Linked DNA regions of Mus musculus: region 1 is linked to region 2. A link is a contact called in ENCODE Hi-C or POLR2A ChIA-PET data. All regions are on one chromosome and are shown on one strand. The core of a region is the stretch at or near the end of the contact, and the rest is flanking DNA. Distances in the headings are between cores, read along the strand shown.

Evidence for each region. Hi-C counts contacts between places; a loop is a spot of excess contacts on that map. ChIA-PET counts read pairs that join two places held with the same protein, here RNA polymerase II (POLR2A).
Region 1: a map of heart shows a loop between it and region 2 (2.2-fold over the local background). The contact joins the promoter of Alad here to the promoter of Wdr31 in region 2. A Hi-C loop is called at or near these places in 5 of 37 maps with a recorded cell type or tissue (Patski, T-helper 2 cell, heart and 1 more). POLR2A ChIA-PET finds 5 or more read pairs at or near these places in 1 of 5 experiments (Patski).

The regions. Positions count from the first base shown.
Region 1 is chr4:62,517,349-62,524,531 of GRCm38, forward strand. It overlaps Alad (aminolevulinate, delta-, dehydratase), which reads right to left and starts at 2,715. Exons shown (of 12, transcript NM_008525.4): 1 at 2,512-2,715. It overlaps Pole3 (polymerase (DNA directed), epsilon 3 (p17 subunit)), which reads right to left. Exons shown (of 4, transcript NM_021498.2): 3 at 6,970-7,088; 4 at 6,450-6,762. The coding sequence ends at 6,596.
Region 2 is chr4:62,466,973-62,474,133 of GRCm38, forward strand. Wdr31 (WD repeat domain 31) reads right to left here and starts at 3,927. Exons shown (of 11, transcript NM_023597.3): 1 at 3,847-3,927; 2 at 1,865-1,961.

The sequences.
Region 1 (7,183 bases), core at 1,465-3,964, 49 kb after region 2:
TTGGAGGGCCACGGAGGAGCTGCGCTGCCCAGATTTTACTTCAGGGTAGCTGGGAGGGGAAGGAGGGGAAGAGAGGAGAGGCGTGTGCAGAGGCGCACCTCAGCAGTTCCTGGTTGCTTGTGGTGGGGAACCCCTGGACCCCTACGCTCCACCACTGAGTTACATTCCCAGCCAGAACAGTCCAACTTTGATTTAGGCTTTGTTTGCTTGCTTTGTTTTGAACTTTTAAGGGCTTATTTTATGGCTAGGAGTGTTTTGCTTGCATGCATGCATATGTATCACATATTTGCAATGCCCACAGAATTCAGAAGAGGTTGTGTGGTCCCCGGAACTAGTGTTGCTTATGGCTGTTGAGTCAACCAAACCCAAGTCCTCTGTGAGAGCAACATGTGTTCTTGATCACTGAGATATCTCCTGCCCGGATGCAGGTTTTTATTTTGGCCACTAGATGAAACTGAAAGAGACGTTGGTGCCGACTTAAAAGAAAAAAAGCTCTATTCAATCCCTCACAGTTTGATAGGAGAAATGAAGGGATGGAAGGCCACCTGAACTCACACAGTGAGTAAGGCAGAGGTAGGGACTAGCCTGAGACTTCCAGCCCAAGGCCCTGTACTATACAGCGTGTGATAGCAGATGCTTAATGAACGTCCATAGAGTGGGAAGGTGCCCAGAGTTGCTTCTGTTTTATAGAACCAATTCTAGATCAGGGTTTTTCTTTGAGAGAAGTCCTTCAGAGTCTGGAAGATTTCCAAACATGGGCAGGGCACTTTCCACAAATTAAGGGGGTTTGCAAACTTGAGCTTAAACCCTGTGCCTCATACAGTAACACAGGGGCCTAGGAATACAGGAACACAAGACCACAGGGGCCCAGGCTACCTTCTCTCCCATTGTACAACAGGTTCACTCTGCTAGCAAGCTGTACAAGGTATTGCAGAAACAACTGTTTCTGGGCCAAACAATCCCAGAGTCGATTCTATAACGACGGGCAAGGCCTTTCAGATCCTCCCCCACTTTTTTTTTTTCTTTCAAGATTTAAAATGTGCTGATATTATCAAGCCTGCGTGAAGATCAGATTACTGATGAGGTATGTCTAACACCACGGTAGCAGCGGCAAGTAACGCTAAATGTATGGCTAGTGCTGAGCTGGGATGAGTAGGCTGTACTGTGTCTGACCCTTCGCCACACCTAGGGAAGGACATACATTCCAGCCACTGCCTGAGGTGAGAGAGGCTAGCCGCCCTCCAGCAGCACGTACTAGACAAGAAGGAAAAGGAACACTGTAGTTTCTTAGAGACACTGCGGGGTAGCTTTTCTGAAAGACTGTAAAGGTCTCACCTCCCTTAGGAGGTAGCATCCCACAACCTGGGAGTGAGACTGCCACTGGGAGCAGCTGAGAGAAAGCTTCAGAGCCTGGGCTCCCAGGTTGTACCCCACAAAGAATTCCGGAGGCTGTGCTCTTGGCATAAATAGTAGTGAAGTGGTGCCAGCTCGAGCAGGCTCTGCCCTGGCTAGGGAGGAGACAAGTCAGGAGGGCCAGCTAGGTAGAAGGTTCAGAGCTGGGAAATCTGAAGCCCAAAGAGGCCCAGGAAAGGCATCTGTGGGCAGTTCTGAAAAGGTACTGCCCGGTGGCTCATTTGCATTTCCTGCACACTCTAGCTGCCACCTGCCACGGTGTTAGGAGGGGTTAAAGAAGAGACCTTAGACCTCATCTAGTGTGGGCGCTTAATCCCCCCTGCTGCCCGGGTCTAGACATTTCAAGCTAGGAGTTGCCTTTCCACAGACTGCTAAAATATTCTGGCTGAGAGCTTTTACATCAAACAACTGTAAAACTGAACTCGAGAAGGGCAGGTCTCATACAGCAGGTCAGCTATAAATATGGTCCAAACTTCTGGAGTCTAGCAGCCCTCAGTCCTCACCAGGACTTTTGGCATTAGAAGGACAGAGTTCACACGTTATAGTCCCAGTATGGAAGAGGCGACAGAGATTCCAGGTGAGAGTAGGGGAAGAAAGGTTTAACCTAGACCTGGCCACGGCTGGTAGCAGGGTGGTTAGTATGTGACTTTGGGATTTAAAAGGCATGGGGACAAATTCTTGTTTCAAGCTGCATGACTGCTTTTCTTCTCATGTGGTCTGGGTCTTAAGCGGATCTCAATGGATCGTTGTATGACTGAATGAGCAGAAGCAGGAGAGACCTAGCACAAGCGACCCTTATTGTTTTCCCCACTTCTCCAGCCTGCCAGACAGATCGCGCTCTGCAGAAACCGAGGCTACCCCTGAGGCCTCCGAGAAAGGGGGCGGGTGGAGCCCATCTTTGAGTCCCGAATCCCGGACGCAGCAAGACCTTGTAGCGGCAAGAATCCCGCCCACTCTAGTAGGTGCATAGGGACAGCGTCTCCGCTACAGCGTCAGAGCTTCGGGAACACAGCGCCATAGGGGTGCACCTCACCTTGTTCTGGGGTCCCGTCCCCCTTCAACCCGCCACTTCCCAGAGGCCGGCGCCTGCTCACGTACCAAGGACGCTGCTCGCCGCCGCTCCGAGCCGGGCTCTGGACACCGCGCTCTCCCGCTCTAAAAGCGCAAGCCCACGTGGGGGCGGGGCGGCTCACCCGGAAGCGGCTCCCGTACCGCCCGCCCCTCCGGGAATGCAGCTTACGCTCCCTTCGGGGCAGTCTCCGGATCACTGGTCAGCTCGCGCGGCCAGATCCACGCTGAGCGGGGCTGGAATCTTGGCCAATCCAGAGTTGCCCGAGAGCCCGCCCGTCTCCCCGCCCCCCAGCTCGGGTCTCACTTGAGGTGGGAAGGCCCGAGGGGGTCCACGTGGGCATTCGGAGCCTCTGGGAGGTGCCCTGGCTTGCAATCCGAACTCATCCCAGAGTTCACTTGACGGTCTATTCTCAGCCCGGAGCAAAAATTGACTGCGTTGCTCACTGGTAAAAGAACAATTGGATGTCAACGGCATTAAAACACCTCGGTAATGCCTAACACCGCGGGTAAATACGTTCAGCAGCAGACTGACTGTCTAGATTTATTTATTCTATGTAATTGATTATCCAGCCCCTATCTCATGGGTTGAGAGATATGAAAGACATTGGAAAAAAAAAAAAGCCGAGAAAACTAACCATCCAAGTATGCTAGGAGATCAGGTTTATCTACAATGGATACATTAAAATTTGGAGTATAAAAGGGAGTAAATTTGGTGGTGCATGCTTTTAATCTTAGCACTAGGTGACAAAAAACCAACCAACCAAACAAACAAACAAACAAACAAACCAAACCCAAAACAAACAAAACAGAAAACAAACAAACCAAAAAACAATTAAAAAAAGAAAAATTCTGACCAAAGGTCTGGGGAAGACTGGAGCGTGGGGTCTAGAGAGGTTTATGGGGCTTTGACAAAGACTTGAGAGTGGCAAGGGCCCTCTTTGTGGAGGGAGCCTTGGGGAATGCTCACTAGGGAGGAGGTGATAAAATTATTTTGGAGGTAAAAGTGGGCAGTTGTGTAATAATACTGTAAATGTTCTAGGTACCACCAGATCTTCATTTTAAAAATGTTTAAGATCTGTGAACTCATCTTGGTTTTCAATAATTCACTAGAAAAATTGAACTTAAAGTTGTAACAAGAGAAGCTGGGTGAAGGGTATGAGAGTGTTGTAGCTTGTCAGAAAACCCTCACCCACAAAGAGCACAGAGACCACCATCATTGCAAAAACTCATGAGGATTTTACTTATCCAGCATGTTGGGGACTCCCCTCTCAGCTGGCAGGCAGGAGGAGAGACCCAGAACAAAGAAGGAACACACTTTTTATACCTTTGTAAGGGTTGGATATAGGCACCAGGGTAGTTTGGCTTATTTTAATTGGTGTAGCCAATAATCTTTTTAGACATTGGTTGGTTTATGTAGGGTGACTCTTATTTTGTCTGTCCTTGTGTGTGTTTTAGTGAGGCGGGGCAGGAGGATTGTTAATTTTGTTTTTGACCGTTAAAACTATGTTTCTATATTTGTTTAGTCAGCCAGCTTTTTATCTGGCTCTGTACTTGGCCTGCTAGTACAGTTTGGAAAGTCCTTTTGAAGGGGGAAGGTACAGGGTAGTCTTGAACTTATTTTTGGATATTACAACAGGGAAAAAACTTATGGAAGACCTCAAAGATTCTTTCCAGATGTTGTATTCCTTACTTTTAAATCCAAATCTCCATTCCCAGAAAAGGTTTCTTCTTAGAATGTTAAAGTCTAGTTAAGGGATTGAGCAGAACAAACCAAAGACATGGAAGAATTTGGTTTTCGGTTTTGTTTGAACATGCTAGCTAAGCAAGCGCTATGTCACTGAGCCCCTTCCATTCTTGACAGCCTTATGGCGGAGATTAGATGGTAGGGTGAGCCCTTCTTACACAAGCCTTGAATAACAGGTTTAACTATGGATTTGATCTCATTGAAAGCAAAGGTATATTCTAGGAAGATCTACTTGGTACTTAGTACATACAATTGAAATTGAGTTCAAAGGACGTCACAGGATTACAAATGGGCCTTGAAGGGTAGGTCTAGCACCGTGCTCTTGGGAATTAAGAAACAATGTTTCTTCTGGGAAGGAAAAGGCCTATTATTAACCAAAGGACCACTGCAGTTCTTGGTGAATTTTGATTTATAAATTTTACTTATGACTTGAGAACTGTGTGTACTGGAGAACATAGAGCTGTGGTTAATAGCCGGGTGTGGTGGCGCACGCCTTTAATTCCAGCACTCGGGAGGCAGAGGCAGGTGGATTTCTGTGTTCGAGGCCAGCCTGGTCTACAAAGTGAGTTCCAGGGCTACACAGAGAAACCCTGCCTCGAAAAAACCAAAAAAAAAAAAAAAAAAAAAAAAAAAGAGCTAGTAGAGGCAATAGCAATGTTGCTTGATGAGAATACTTGAAAGTACTTAGAACTTAATAAGTGAGAGCTAGCCGGGCAGTAGTAGCACACACCTTTAATCCCAGCATTTGGAAGGCAGAGGCAGGTGAATTTCTGAATTCGAGGCCAGCCTGATCTACAGAGTGAGTTCCAGGACAGCCAGGGCTACAGAGAGAAACCCTGTCTCAAAAAACCAAAACAAACAAACAAACAGAAGTGGGAGCTAGTGAGATATGCAAAGTAACCAGGAGAATCTCAGGATATGTTGGCTGTGGTTAAGAACAGTGCCCTTAACTTGTGATACTCATTCACCTGCTGGTAATGCAAGACACAAGACTGTGTGCCTATGTGTGAGGGTAGGGGGAGAGAGAGGGGGGTCTTGGTGAGTCCTTTGCAAAAGCACATTGTATGAGTCATCATTTTAAACAAGAATGTTCTTTATTTGTAGAAAGCATTAAAATCTTCTCAACAGTCTCCAGTCACTCTCACCAAACTCTTCCCTGTATTACTAGTAAACAGTGTCCAACTATATTACATCACCTGTCAGCCTCAAGTGCACAACTAAGACAGGAAAAAGTGCTTGGAGCACTCAATGGGGAAAAAGAAAGGCCAACAGACACGTTCGAAGCCACAGCAGTGGTGCTACATTCCTGAGCACCATTCCTCTTACCGTAAGGTTCAGAGGTGTTCTCAACTCTCTTTAGAAGGCAGGAGATTAGGACTAAGGAATCTGAGGACCTTGCACTTTGGAATATGACATATGTTATCAGAGTCCCTAGACTAGAAGATGAAATAAGTAAGAGGAGGAGAAAGCCGGGCTGGGAAGCAGAAGCCAGAGAGATGGAGACAGAACAGGCTGTGCCTGGAAGAAATAAAGTCTCTGGAACTTGTTATGAGCCCAGGGAATGAAAAGCAGCAGCCATAAGTCTGGGAGATGGATCTGGGATTTTATACCTTCCAGGAGGTAGCACTAGGACCTACCATGGCAGGCACTGAGTTACCTCCAAGATTAAGCCCCTGCTTTTAAGAATTGGCACCTTTTTTGACAGATTCTAATCAACACTCAGAATTAAAGAGTGTGTGTCCTATGAGTGCAGCCACCCCAGACGACTGAGCATCTACAGTCACTAGAGGACTACAAAGCTAAGTAAGTCTAGAAAGCCAGACACCAAGTAAGTAATGCTACCATCAGGTGAAGACATTTCCTCGTTCGCTCGCTCACAGCTCCTTAGTCATCTCCTAGAGAGCAGCCATTCTAAGCACGAGTTCCTATGGTCAACTACTGTACAGTCAAACTGGGTGACCAGGCTCAAAGCCCCATTGTTTCCCCCTGAGCCTTTAGTGCTTCTGTGACTTGGAACACTGCAGGCAACATGGATGTTATTACTTATTCAGAGGGGCAGGGAAATGGGATCAGAAACTAGCTAGCCATATACTTTAAGTAGACAAGCAATACCAAACTATGTAGTCACTCAGAATCGCTTATTCAAAAACATCCTAACCTGCAGACTGATGACGCATGACCGGTTTCTGTAACTCAGATGCTCTGAGCCTGGGAAGAGTTCTTTTTGATCTTTCTGGTCAGCTTTTATTTTGATCTCAGGCACCAGTGCCGAAGATGGCTCTGCCTTGCAGGGAAAGCCTTCACACAGACATGTCTCAGGATCTCAGGGTCCCCTCCACCACGCCACAGTCTGCCTACTCTCTCCATTCAGTTGTCTATTTCCTCCTCTTCGTTCTGGTCGTCCTCGTCCAGTCTCTCTTCATCCTCCTCCTCCTCCTCTCTGCTTTTGTCTTGCTCTTCGGAATCCTTTTTGTCTTTGTCCTTCTTCTTTTGCTCCGAAGCCTCCTTCTTGCCTTTCTGCTCCCGCCTGTACGCTGTAAGGAAGCAGGATATTATGGTTTAATTAGACAAACCGAGGCACAGGTGGAATAACCAGGCCCCTATCACATACCCGAGATGGTACCAACTAAACAGAGGGGAGTTATGACCAGTCCTGTATTATTGAACGGGACTTAATGGCACTGATACTGATGAGCATTTTTTTTATATATGGTTTAAGAGACAGAAGAGTACGTGGATACCTTCTAGAGCTTCTTTCAATGGTGTTATGAATCGCTGGAATTCCATCTCTTCCATGGCTGACAGCACGTCACTGGCATTGAGAGTCTTGCGCTTTCCTTTCATTGCGAAGTTATTGGCACTGGAAGAAAGAGCAACGCCCTTCAGAAGCTGTCAGAGTGGGTGGAGGCATGACCCCCAGGAATGGGGTGGGAAAGCCGTATTTATCGTAGATGA
Region 2 (7,161 bases), core at 2,677-5,176:
GGTTTAAAACTCACAGAAATCACCTGCCTCTGTCTCTCAAGTACTGGGATTAAAGCCACGTCCCACCACATTTGGCCCACAATAGGCTTTTGTTTTTAGAGACAGGGTCTCACAGTCTGGCCTAAAGCTTACTGTGTATCCCAGGCTGGTGTTGAACTTGCAATCCTCCTGTGTCTGCTTCCCAAGTACTGTAATATAGTTAGGCACTACCACAGTGTACATGCAAGAGCTTTATACTTTTAGTTTTAAGTAAGGAAATATCTTTTAAACATCCCAGCTTTATTGGTATACAGGCAGCAGTGAGCAGGAATCGGAAAGGTCTCTGGTGTCCTCAGTCATTCTGAGCATGAGAAGCAGCCCTGAGATCCTGAGGCCACAGGGTCTGAGAACAACTGTCCTAGAGACGACAACGTGTTAGTACTGGATGCTGTATCAGCATAAGAAGAGTATTTTCCCCAGGTTTACTTATATTTTTCCTCATCAGCTCACAATGCTAGAACTAAAAAGAAAGAGTAAATGTGCATTCAAAGATGCTGAGGACTGCATGGTGGCAGAGTGCTTGCCTGGCAGGCACGAAGCTTGCCTAGCATGATCACACATGGGTTTAATCCCCACTGCTGCAAAATAAGAAATAAAAGAAAAAGCAAACAAACAAACAAAGGAAAAAAACACCACCACCACCACCACCAAAACCAAGGCTATCCACCTTCTCTCTTCTCTCAGGAAGCACCTCCTGAGCACGTGACATTCCTGCTGGTACGTCAAAGAATAAGAGAGGTGGCCAGCACCAACATTAGCAGGATCAGACCAGGAGCCAATCTCAGCTACCTCAGGCCCCGTGTCCTTCAAACTAGCTGAAGAGCCGAAGGAAGTAAAAGCGGCAGTGAGAGGGGCCAGTCTCCTTCCCTCCGGGTTTGGGCTTAAAGAAGTTCTGAAAGCTTCATGTTTCACAGACAGCCAGCTGAGCTCCAGGAACTGCTGTCCACAGAGAGAAGAGCAACTAAACGCCGCCAGGTACATATTCTTATTCATCCCCTCCACTAAAAACAGAGTTTCCCAGAGACTTCCCTCCCACTGTCTGAGGAAGTACATGGGCGGGTATCCTGGAAAGAAGAACAGCTCACAGACACAATGCAGAGCTGAGAGTGGAGGGTGTAGCCTAGAGTTCTGGAATCTGCCTCAGCTCACTCAGGGCTTACTGTGTCCTGGAGTGGCCCACTCCTGCCTCAGCCTCCCTACCTAAAGCAGCAGCACAATACTAAATGACTTTTACGTGACCAGAACATTATGTGTTCCATAATGACTTTTTAAAATCAGATTTATTTATTTTATGTATGAGTGCTCTATCTGCATGTACACCTTTGTGCCAGAAGAGGGCATCAGATCTCATTACAGATGGTTGTGAGCCACCATGTGGTTGCTGGAGATTGAACACAGGACCTCTAGAAGAGCAGTCAGTGCTCTTAACCAATGAGCCATCACTCTAGCCCCAAGATCTTTTTTTTTTTAACCCCAAATGGCTTACACAGTATGACAAAAGTATTTGTTGCAAACTCCTGAACCTGCAGTCTCTTCTAATTCAAACATTCTAGGATGTTCTGTGATAGGCCATGTGATGGACTAAAAGGAAAAGTTCTAGGACGGCATCCAGAAACTCTAAGATATGTACTGTTTATAGATATGCAGAGCTGCCCATCTGCCAGCTTCACCTGTGTTTAACACTGTCATCAAACTGCAAACAGGTATTGCCCGAGATCTAGGTCACTGGAAACCACGGGGGCTGTAAATGTATTCAAAACCAACTGGATTCTTAGTGGGTATCTTCGCTGGGGAGTGGAAGGAAGGGTAACTTGGCATTACTTACCCCCAAAGCAACCAGATCTTCTTGGTGAGCTGCTGTATTTGATGATCTGTAGTTCATTCAGCCTTCGGAAACAAGTCAGACAGCCACTTCCTAATCTCTGTAATTAACGAAAGGACGCTTAAGTTAATCTCCCCTCTGTCTAAGCATATGTTTGCACCAGAGAGATTTACAAGTGTAAATAGGAGCCTCGTTTAATTGAAAAAAATTATTACTGTAGTTTTCCTCGTTAAGAAATAGCACACAAATTTCCAAGATTATATGAACGTCAATTTTCTATTAATAGAGCAGAGTATATCATGATGTTAACTACACATCTATTTCTCTGCTGCATGAGAGATGGCATCCTAAATTAAAGAGCAAGATTAGCCAGAAGCTCTTTACAGGGTACAACATAACACTCTGTGGTTTTTGACTGTTTGTCTTTTGGGGACAAAATCTTTTTCTGTATAGCCCAAGCTGGCCTCCAACTCAAAATCCTCCTGCCTCACAGGCTCATGTGACCAGACCTCAAAATAATGGTCTTTTTAAACTACCTAACAAGACCATCCAAAAAATATCTCTGAAGGCTCATCACCCTGCTTCAACCCACAAAGGCTGGAAGCACTTGGAAAGGTGCTGAAAGGTCATGATGGCTCTGGATGCCCTGTGGGTTTCTGGGGGAAGCAGATCTACATCTGAACCCCTGATCTGTCTCTGTCCAAATCTGCTTTCCAAAGGCCTACATTAGATAGAGCTCAGAAAATCCTCTTTCGGTTATGTAGTACACAATTCCTTTATAGCCTTTGATACAACTGTGATCCATAGAGCTAACTTGCTGTCATGGGGGCAGAACTGAGTGAAATGAATCTTATTTCAGTAGACTTTTCTCATCCTGTCTGTAGACACACACACACACAAAGATTCAAAACAACAACAACAACAACAAAAAACCTCTCATATGATCCTAGTGACTTGAGATGTCTTATACAAACATTTGCAGTCTGACACAGTATTAACCCAAATATTGAAGAAATGACGCTGTAAAATGTACTACTTAGCAAGGTAGTGAGATGCCCCTTGCCTCTTCACCTACCATGAATCACACAAGACTGAGCAAGTTCCCCGTGACTTGTTATCGAAAAGAACTCTTCCCACTCGGGTTTATTCTAAGAATGTGCCTACTAGGCCTGACTTTTCTTGTGATATATTCTTTTTAATAAATCTCTGTGTATGTGTTCTGGCCTAGCAAGTATGATCACTGAGACTTTTAACATGGCGCTAGTTGTGTACATGATTATTATTATTTTTTTTTTTTTTTTTTGAGACAGGGTTTTACTGTGTAGCCCTGGCTGTCATGGAACGAACTCACTCTGTAGACCAAGCAGGCTGTCCAAGAACTCAGAGATCTGCCTGCTTCTACCGCCTCAATGCTGGGACTAAAGGCATGCACTGCCACTTCCCAACTGGTATAAATGATTTTTTTTTTAAATCCACGCTCTCTTCCCAAATCTTTCACATGGATGTCTATCTAACCTATACTCTCTGTGACTAAGACATCTACACCAGTGTTCAAAGATTAACAAACGACTCGCAGAAGCTTATAGGAGGTGGACTGGTTTGACTCTAATGATAATGTAAAGGAAAAGATTCAGACAGTAAGAGGATTTACAAGACACCCGGTCTCACTGAGGGTCGGCGCTAGATCAGAACTCCCAACGTTGAGGACCATCAGCGTGCAGTTCTTTGTTGTCTTGTTTGTTTTCTTTCTGGCCCTTCAGATTATAAATGCTCCTACTCCTGTCCATTATCTGAACTGCTAAAGCTTACTTTCATGTGCACGTGCCAGGGGAGGATTACGCCAAGATGGAAGCAGGTGAAACCAGGTCCTACACATACCCTCCCAGACCTCCTCCTCACTTCGGGTGGGTGGCTGGCTACCGCTGGGGAGAGCGCGAAGATGCCCCCCGATGCTCCCTCTCTCCCACCTCGGGCTCCATACCCACCGGTGGGCTAGCACCGAGGCCCGAAAGCACGGGTAGCAGGCATCCTTAGCTTCCACAGGTTCCCGCGCCTCCGCCCCTAGCAACCAGGCGCGCGTCGCTAGGGCGGGAGTTCCACCTAAACGCTCCGGGCGTCCACGGCAGCCCCGGAACCCAGGTTCCACGTGCCGGAAGTCCCTCAGGGGCCGAGCCGAGAGAGCGTATTTTCCTTTTCTAATTTGATGGTATGTGAATATTCTATGCAGGGGAGGTTTGTGCTTAACCACGCTACATGAACATGAAGCACCTGTATCCTCCAAGAAAAGCGGTGATATCTGTCGTAGCCACAGCGAGTAAGCGATTAATAAGTGTCACTTTGTAATTATTATTCGCCCAGAAAATTTATTTTAAATGTCCCTGAATATAGACAGAGATTTTCTCCATTGAACATTTCCCAAACATCTTAATCCATTCCTCTCATTTGGCATGTGTGTGTTTATTTTTACTAATTTTTCTAAATAGATAAAGTAATGAGTTTCAAATATATGGAAGGTTTTGATTGTGCCGTTCGCCTTTGTGTGGGGACCATGTTAATTTGTTTTCTGTGTCAATCCACTTTTTAAAAAACGGTTTGAAAATAACTTATTTTATAAGTGTGAGTGCTTTATCTGCATATACATATATATATATATATATATATATATATATATATATATATATATATATAATTTGTGTGCCTACTGAGTTCTAATCCTACAGAACGTGAGTTACCGATGGTTGTGAGCTCGATGGTTGTGAGCTGCCCTGTGGGTTTTGGGAACTGAACCTGTGTCTTCTGCAGGTGCTATAAGTGCTCTTAACCGCTGAGCCATCTCTCCAGTTCCTATATTGTTCCAATTTTAACACATGTGCTGCCAAACTGAATACTTTTCACTTTGTTTTTCATCAAACTGGGATGAGCCAGCACCACAAACAAAAAGACTGTCAGTACCTTCTTCAGATTCAAATGGGAAGGTACTAACAAAAGACTAACATCTCGAGAGATGACTTAGCGGTTAAGAGATCCTGAGTTCAATTCCCAGCAACCTCATGACAGCTCATAACCATGTGGGATCTGATGCTCTCTTCTGGAACACAGGTGTGCATGTTCTAGCTCTACAGGTAGAGCACTCATATTCACAAAATAAATAAATCTTTTAAAAAATAGTTGTTAGGTAAATTTTGGAGTCAGTGTATAACCCATTGCTATGGCAAAATACTAGCAGTAGAATAGACTTCTACTGATTTCTACAAAATACTGTATTTCTACAAAATACTGGCAGTAGAATAGACTTCTACTGATTTGGGTCAAGTACAAACTAAGGTGTTAGAGTCTACTCCCAAAGCACTCTGTTCTGGGATACAACCACTTTGAGAAATGCTTCTGGCATCTGATCCTTCCAAACTGGTATCTGTAGTCACACTTGTCCCGGAGCCTCATCTGTCTTCCGCCTACTTCTTGCTCTTCTCCATCTGACTATCTAAAAGACACCTCTTCCTTGACATGACTCACAGACATCATCTTCTGCCTAAACCTGTTCTTTTCTTTCTCTAAACACTGGGCATTACCACCCATTAATCACTCAAGCCACAAACCTAGGAGTCATTTGTAACTGCCTCTCAGGAGCAATCCTCTGTTGCAGGATATTTGATCACACTGTGAACTGGGAGACTGGATTGTTTCTGGGGAAAAAAAAATCTGTTTCTAGTTGTGGTGTGGCTCACCATTAGCACAATTCTTTAGACCCTATGCCCAGAATACAGACACACCCTTAGTACACACCTTTAATCCCAAACAATAAAGCTAGAGTTAGTTTGTAGAAGGAAACTCTTTATGTTTAAAAGTGATGTTTGAGTGACAGACAAAGTGACAAATCAGAAAAAGATTTGACAAAACAGGATATGCCCAACTCTCAGAAGAAGAGAGAGGAAAGAGAAGCTACTTAAGAGAGAACAGTACACAGAGAGAGCCAGAAAAAAAGGAGGCAGTTTTACTGGAAGAATTTTACAAAGAAAGGTTAAAGAGAGAACGAGTCAGACACAGATAAAAACAGAGCGAGGCAGAGAATGAGAAGGAGCTAGTAGATTAGAACAGATTGTCAAAGTTAGTATAAAGCCAAGCAGAGCAATTTAGGAGAGGCCAAGAGGGAGAAGCCAGATTGAATCAGTCAGCTTGCAGAGGAGTTTGAGCCAGAACAGCTGAGTTGAAGCAGCCCAGCCAGAGTTCAGAAAGAACTAAAAGGGTGAGCTTATTCAGCGGTAAGTTTCAGAGGCTGAAAACATTCTAGGCCTAGATTAGGTTGTACAAAGGCAGTAAACCTCAGAAACAACAATTACATCAGGTGAATAAAAGTTATTTTAACTATCCTGCTCCCAAGGTTTCCAATTCTGCTTTCTAAATATCCTCATTTCTCTCTAGCCACTGTTTTGGTTCAGGCCAACACTATCCGGGGTATAATAAGTTAAAAATAACCATAAACTCATCGTTGATTCTTCCATTAGGGCTGGCATCATACATTTTTTTTTTTCATTTGAGTGTAGCAGAAGTAACATTGTGGAACTTCTGGATTTAAGCCTCAAAGGGACTTGGTTTCTCCTTTCATCTTTTTGAATCTGTAGGAAATCCTAGCCAGCTCACCTGAAAGGCACAGCACACACAATAGTTAGCACCAAATGTCAAGCATGAGTAAGACTGTTTTATACTTTCCAGCCTTCACGTGGTGAAAACCACAAGGAGAATCATCAGAAAAGTGATCCAGGTGTGACAACCCAGTTTGCCAATCTTCTAAGTTAGGAGCACATAAGCACCTTCCACTTTAAGCTCCTAGACGGGCTTTTAGGTGCAGTAAACAATGACAATCCAAGATGAAGCCCAAATTCTTCATGAGGTCTCTTAAGCTTTGTTTACATCTCTTCATCCTCTCTGCACACCCATGCTATGTGCTTCAACACTATGAACTACTTAAGTTAGCTGTTACCTTGGAGTCTTTGTAAACCATCCTTACACTCTGTGATGGTGAGTGCCGTCACTGGACAGGATCTAGAATCATGAAAAGAAAACAGAAACAAAAAGACCTCTGGGTGTATCTGTGATGGATCAACTGAAGTGGATTTCTGGATAGAATCTAGTCTGGGGTTATCCACCACTCTTTGCTCCTTGACTGTGGACAAAGTGTGACCAGCTGCCTCCCACTTCTGCAGCTGTGATAAACCATATCAGTTAGCTTCATGTTGCTGTGATAAAACATCAGGACTGAAAGCAACCTGAGAAGAAAAGACTTTATTTCAGCTTACACATGT